2 separate regions of the Mus musculus genome follow, and region 2 is linked to region 1. A link is a loop called in an ENCODE intact Hi-C map of the cell type or tissue named here. Cell type or tissue: heart. All regions are shown on one strand.

Region 1 (2,500 bases):
CAGGTGTGCTCCATTCCAGACATCTTACATGTTTCCCAAGGTCTCCGGCTTCTCTTTCTCCAGATGTTTCTTTTGGGGACCCTGGTTAAGGTGAGGAGACAAGATGAGAGTTAGTCAGGAGAGTCAGTCAAGAAATACTACCTACGGCCAGTGCCAGGGCCACCTAGGGCCTGCTCTACTGGTTTGCTAAAAAGGCCCCTTCTTCTAGTTCCTCTCTGGAACAAGTGGGACTAGCTCACCATGAAGGCCCTCTTCTCCTGCGCTGTCTGAAAACATCCGTGGCCAAACTTAGAAGTGGTGTCAATGAACTTGAGCTCAATATTCTCCAGGGCCCTGCGGCTGTGGTGCACCAGAAGGGACTGGGTATCCAAGAGAGAAGAGATGTCAAGGACAGAGGGCCCCGACTCCTCCTGTGACCTCCAGTTCACACCAAGGAGGACTCAGTCAATCCCTCGCTCTTGCCAGACCCCCTTCCTTTACTCTCCCACCACACAACCCACCACAGAGCACGCTAAAGGACAGAACAGGCCACTGGAGTCCACTCCCCAGCTTGCCAAGCAGCACTGACCTTTCTCAGAGTGATCACTCGCTTCTTGGTACCTGCAATGCAGCCCTTTAACATGATGAAGTCATTGTTCACTTCCCCATAGTGGGGGAAGCCACCCTACAGGGAGACAGACCACACCAAGCCAGGAACAGGGCAGCCAAGTTAGGAGGCTGTAGTGGGAGGGAGCCCTATGCGCAGACCCCAGGGTGCAGGGACAATACCTTCCCACTGGGTCACTCCTCAGGGGGCAGTAACATCTCAACTGAATACTAAGTATCTTTCCTGTGTCATCTCATTTAACAATATGCCTTTTTGTGGGCACACTGATGCTCAGAAGTTTGGGTTTGCTGAGCACGGTGGTATACACTCGTAAATCCAGCACTTGAGAGGGGGATATGAGATCACTTTGAGTTGAAGGCCAGCTTGGGTACCAGAGAGAGCCTCACTAGAGAGCTCAGTTTGAAACATTCTAGACTAGCATGAGACCCTGTGTTCCATCCTGAGCACTACCTTAATAAACGGCTTTAGCCGAGTGGTACTGACACACCTTTAATCTCAGCACTTGGGAGGCAGAAGATGGAGGATTGTTTGAGTTCAAGGCCACCCTGGTTTACAAAGCAAGTTCCAGGATAGCCAGTGCTATACATAAAAACAACAAAACAGGGTATCGTGGCATAAGCTCTCAGCACTCAGATGGTAGAAAAAGGAGAATCAGAGGCTAGAGAGATGGCTCACTGACTGTCCTTCCAGAGGTCCTGGGTTCAATTCTCAGCAAACACATGGTGGCTCACAACCACTGTAATGAGATCTGGTGCCCTCTTCTGGCCTGCTACATGCAGCAGAACACTGTATACATAGTAAATCTTTTCCCAGAACACTGTATACATAATAAATAAATCTTTCTTTTTAAAAAAAGGAAAGGAAGAGGAGAATTTTCAAGATCATTCTCAGCCATATAGGGAGCTGGAGCCCAACCTGGGTTACATGAAATGCTGTATGTATTTTGTTGTTGTTTTTGTTGTTTTTTGTTTTTCGAGACAGGGTTTCTCTGTGTAGCCCTAGCTGTCCTGGAACTCACTTTGTAGACCAGGCTCGCCTCCAACTCAGAAATCCGCCTGCTTCTGCCTTCCTAGTGCTGTGATTAAAGGCATGTGCCACCACGCCCAACCCTGTATGTATTTTTTTAAAAAGAGCAGACACATGCTTCAAACTCCGCAGCTACTTCCTTCTGGCCCTGGACTCACTCCTGAGACCCCATACTCTATGGGCACAGAATACCAGCCCCTCACAGTGATTATGAGCGTGCAGGAGCAGGTGAGAACTGACGCTTTCAAGTGTGCGAGAGCTCTCCCAGTACCTCCCTCCTGCCAGGACCTGGGGCCTATTCTGTGTGGGGGGCAACATCCAGTTGTAGAAAACACATGGAGCTCTTCAGGCAGGGTGGCACCCAAATGGAGCTGTCCCCTGTCCCTGATTCCCATCAGATGCCACTTGGCATCCTGGCCAGGCTCTCACCAGGGGTGTGATTGACTTGTCAGTTACGTCGTAGCTGGTGGATGCGTTGTTTCTGACCATCTTTCCATCTTCCATGTGCAGCCCCCGGCCAATGCGGTAGATCTGGCAGGAAAACAGCATAGAATGGACCAGAGGTAGGTTCTGTGGCTAGCAACATGGCCAGTCACACGCTTGGCCCACATGCTCAGACTCTGGAACTAGTAATATTTCATGAACTCAATCCATGTGTGAGTCATGCCACCCCACTAGAAAGTCCTCAAAGTTATGGACACACCTTCTTGTTCAGCTCTGTACGGTGGTGGTAACCCTTCTGCCCAGCCCGGGCGATGGAGCAGCCTACTCGGGCAGGGTGCCAGGCGCCGATGCAGGCCACTTTGCGCAAGCCTTTGTGGGTCTTCCTTGGAAGCTTCTTGGTATGCCAGCGACTGGTCACCCCTG
Region 2 (2,500 bases), 150 kb before region 1:
AAATGGCTCAGCATATGTATGTGTGCTACTGCACGTCACGGACAACCTAAGCTTGCTCCCCAGATACCAAATAAAGGTGTAAGATAGAACACACATACAAGGCTCCTGACCCATTCACTGTGGCACACAATAATAAAATTGGCAGGCCTGGTGAACAAGCATTGTACAGTAACCAGCACTATCCAGAACTTTCGATCCCTGTCTCTTGTCTTGAGGCCTGACATACCTCAGGCTTTACCAGACCAAAAAGCACCACATACCAGGACACAGCTCAGCTGCCTGGCTCAGTGTCTTTTTCACCCAACATAGACACTGGTTATCCCCACCTTGCCACTTCGACCTACCTGCCCATCAGAGTCATAGCCCCAGTTAGAGCTGCCTGCCAGAGCCACAGCCCGGGCATCTGTATCTCGGCGGGCTGCGCTCAGGACGAAATGCCATGCCCTGCTACTCCGTGTACGCCGGGCCATAGTGGAGAGAACCTGGAAAAAAATAACTGTAACTTTAAAGACATGTAATGTATCAATGTCCAAACAAGGCCCAAATCTACACCCCACAACTCTGCCCCCTGCCACTTCTACCTGGCAGCCTAAGCCATGGATCCACCAAAGGCTGGGGACTCCAAGCCCTCAACACTGAGCTCTGAGCTCCAGAAACTCCCACAAGCTCGTACCTGGCTCGAGTATCTGAGCACCTCAATCAAGCCCAGGGCGATGGTGTGAAACACAACCCAGACACCCATGACTTTGGATGTGTCCCAGCCCATCTCTGCATTCTGTTCAGGAGCTGTTGCCCCTCAGGCATTTGACACTTAACTTGCTCCTCCTCCGCGGTCCACTTTGGCAAATGGCATCCACAGCATCCAGTTCCTCATGCCAGAAACACCGCTGTCATCCACTCCTGACACCCCTCCTTGCCATTGGAGACCCCCACCGCTTCCTGCACCACACAACTCCCTCTCACCCATCCGGCTCTGCACACTACAAACTCAGTCTTTGATACAACCTTAAACTCACTGGCTTGACATCGTTCTTGGGACAAAATGAAAGGCTTTGAGAGGTCCGGATCTCCTCTCCCGAGTGGACTGTCTTTGTCTAATAGTCGACTCTGTCCTAGCTGCCTCCTGTCCCCCTGTAGACCCACTGTACTACCCTACCTCGCCCCGGCCATCCACAAAGAAGCCGGGCGGGGCCGCGCACAGCACTCCACAGCAGTTGGGTTGGCTGAGCGCCGTATAAGAACACACAGTAGGAACCCAATGAATGAACCAGAGATGTCCCTGGACGTAGCCACGCTCGGCCTCCGCGGGGCTGAAGGTTGCTTCCCTCGCCAAAGGCTCGCGGATCTCGCCACAGCGATGCCGTCCCTGACGCCTGACTCCGAGGCCCCCGCCCAGACTCCCGAGCGCCACCGCCAGGGAACAACGGGTGGCCGGCTTGACCGCCTGCAAGGTCAACCCGCCGGCCGCCGGGCCTGACCGGGCTGGGCCGGCGCGGCTCACCTGCGGCCAAAAAGCTCCCCCGGCGCTGACCCACTTTCCGTTCCGGCCGCGACGCAAACAATCCCCGCCCCCGCCCTGCATTGGCCCGGCAGCCGAAGGCGGGCTCTATGGCAGCTTCGCGCGGGGGCGGGTCTCGCGAGACAGGACTGCTGTCAAGAGGCTTGCACAAACTGTCAATCCTGAACCAAAGTTTCTATTGGCCCTCGCTAGAGCGGTCAAAAAAAAAAAAAACTTTCGCATGACCATTGGACAAATATAAGGAAGTGTGTCCGTGCCCGTGGCGTCATCATCAGTTGCCAGGATCGGGACCTCCTTGGGTGATCTGATTGGCTGGACGGTGAATGACTAACCTCTCAAAATGAGTAAGGGGCGGGCTCTTGTCACCATTGGTTCAAAGGCTGCGAAAGTTTGGAGAGGAAGCGGAAGAGAGCCGCGAAAAGCAACTAGTAGCGGAATGGAGGCTGCTGCCGGTGAGCGTGCAGGTCGGTCAAACGCGAGGGGTTGGGAAAGTCTGAAGGCGAACCGCGTGCAGGCCCACGCCAAAGCATCCCATGTCCCCTTGTTTACTGAGCTAGCCGAGTGTCGCGATGCACACATCGGCGGTTATATCTGCTCTAAGACCTCAGCCTCACGCCTTTCCGAGAATTGGGGGCCCTGCTTCCCTAGAACTGGAAGTCTCTAGTGTGGAGTCTGCGTTTGTGCGCGGGTGTCGCTTAGCTGTGATCATCTACTCTGTTAGTTTCCTCTGTGTCTGTTAAAATTAGCTGGCAGTTTGAAGTGAGCGTTCACGTGTGCACGTGCCTTCAGTTGCTCCACTTCAGACAGAAGTGAGGCTGAGACAGGTCTGGGGCTTCTAGAAGACCTACCCGCGTGCCTTTGTCTTTGTCGCTCTCTCAGACACCCCAACTCCTGTTTCTCACCAGAACCCGGGAACCTGGCCGGGGTGCGACACATCATCCTTGTTCTTTCTGGAAAGGGTGGCGTTGGGAAAAGCACCAT

Evidence for each region. Hi-C counts contacts between places; a loop is a spot of excess contacts. Peaks named below come from ENCODE experiments on the same cell type or tissue, not always from the same donor. Only the 100,000 strongest peaks of a DNase experiment are listed, where the experiment ranks them.
Region 2: a loop joins it to region 1, with 3 times the contacts of the local background. A loop is called at or near these places in 22 of 42 quality-filtered maps.

The regions. Positions count from the first base shown.
Region 1 is chr17:24,733,581-24,736,080 of GRCm38, reverse strand. Rpl3l (ribosomal protein L3-like) reads right to left here. Exons shown (of 10, transcript NM_001163945.2): 6 at 2,337-2,497; 7 at 2,063-2,164; 8 at 569-664; 9 at 240-359; 10 at 1-81. The coding sequence ends at 25. Among named protein-coding and RNA genes, the nearest start is that of Msrb1, 1.8 kb to the left of the region's middle. In heart, a CTCF peak has its summit at 1,382 (motif pointing left); DNase peaks (open chromatin) are centred at 410, 2,230 and 2,450; H3K4me3 peaks cover 301 bases; H3K27ac peaks cover 683 bases.
Region 2 is chr17:24,885,762-24,888,261 of GRCm38, reverse strand. Nubp2 (nucleotide binding protein 2) reads left to right here and starts at 1,912. Exons shown (of 7, transcript NM_011956.3): 1 at 1,912-1,983; 2 at 2,425-2,500. The coding sequence starts at 1,956. It overlaps Spsb3 (splA/ryanodine receptor domain and SOCS box containing 3), which reads right to left and starts at 1,588. Exons shown (of 7, transcript NM_001163751.1): 1 at 1,502-1,588; 2 at 345-482. The coding sequence starts at 1,582. In heart, a CTCF peak has its summit at 1,411; DNase peaks (open chromatin) are centred at 371, 681 and 1,751; H3K4me3 peaks cover 2,369 bases; H3K27ac peaks cover 1,566 bases.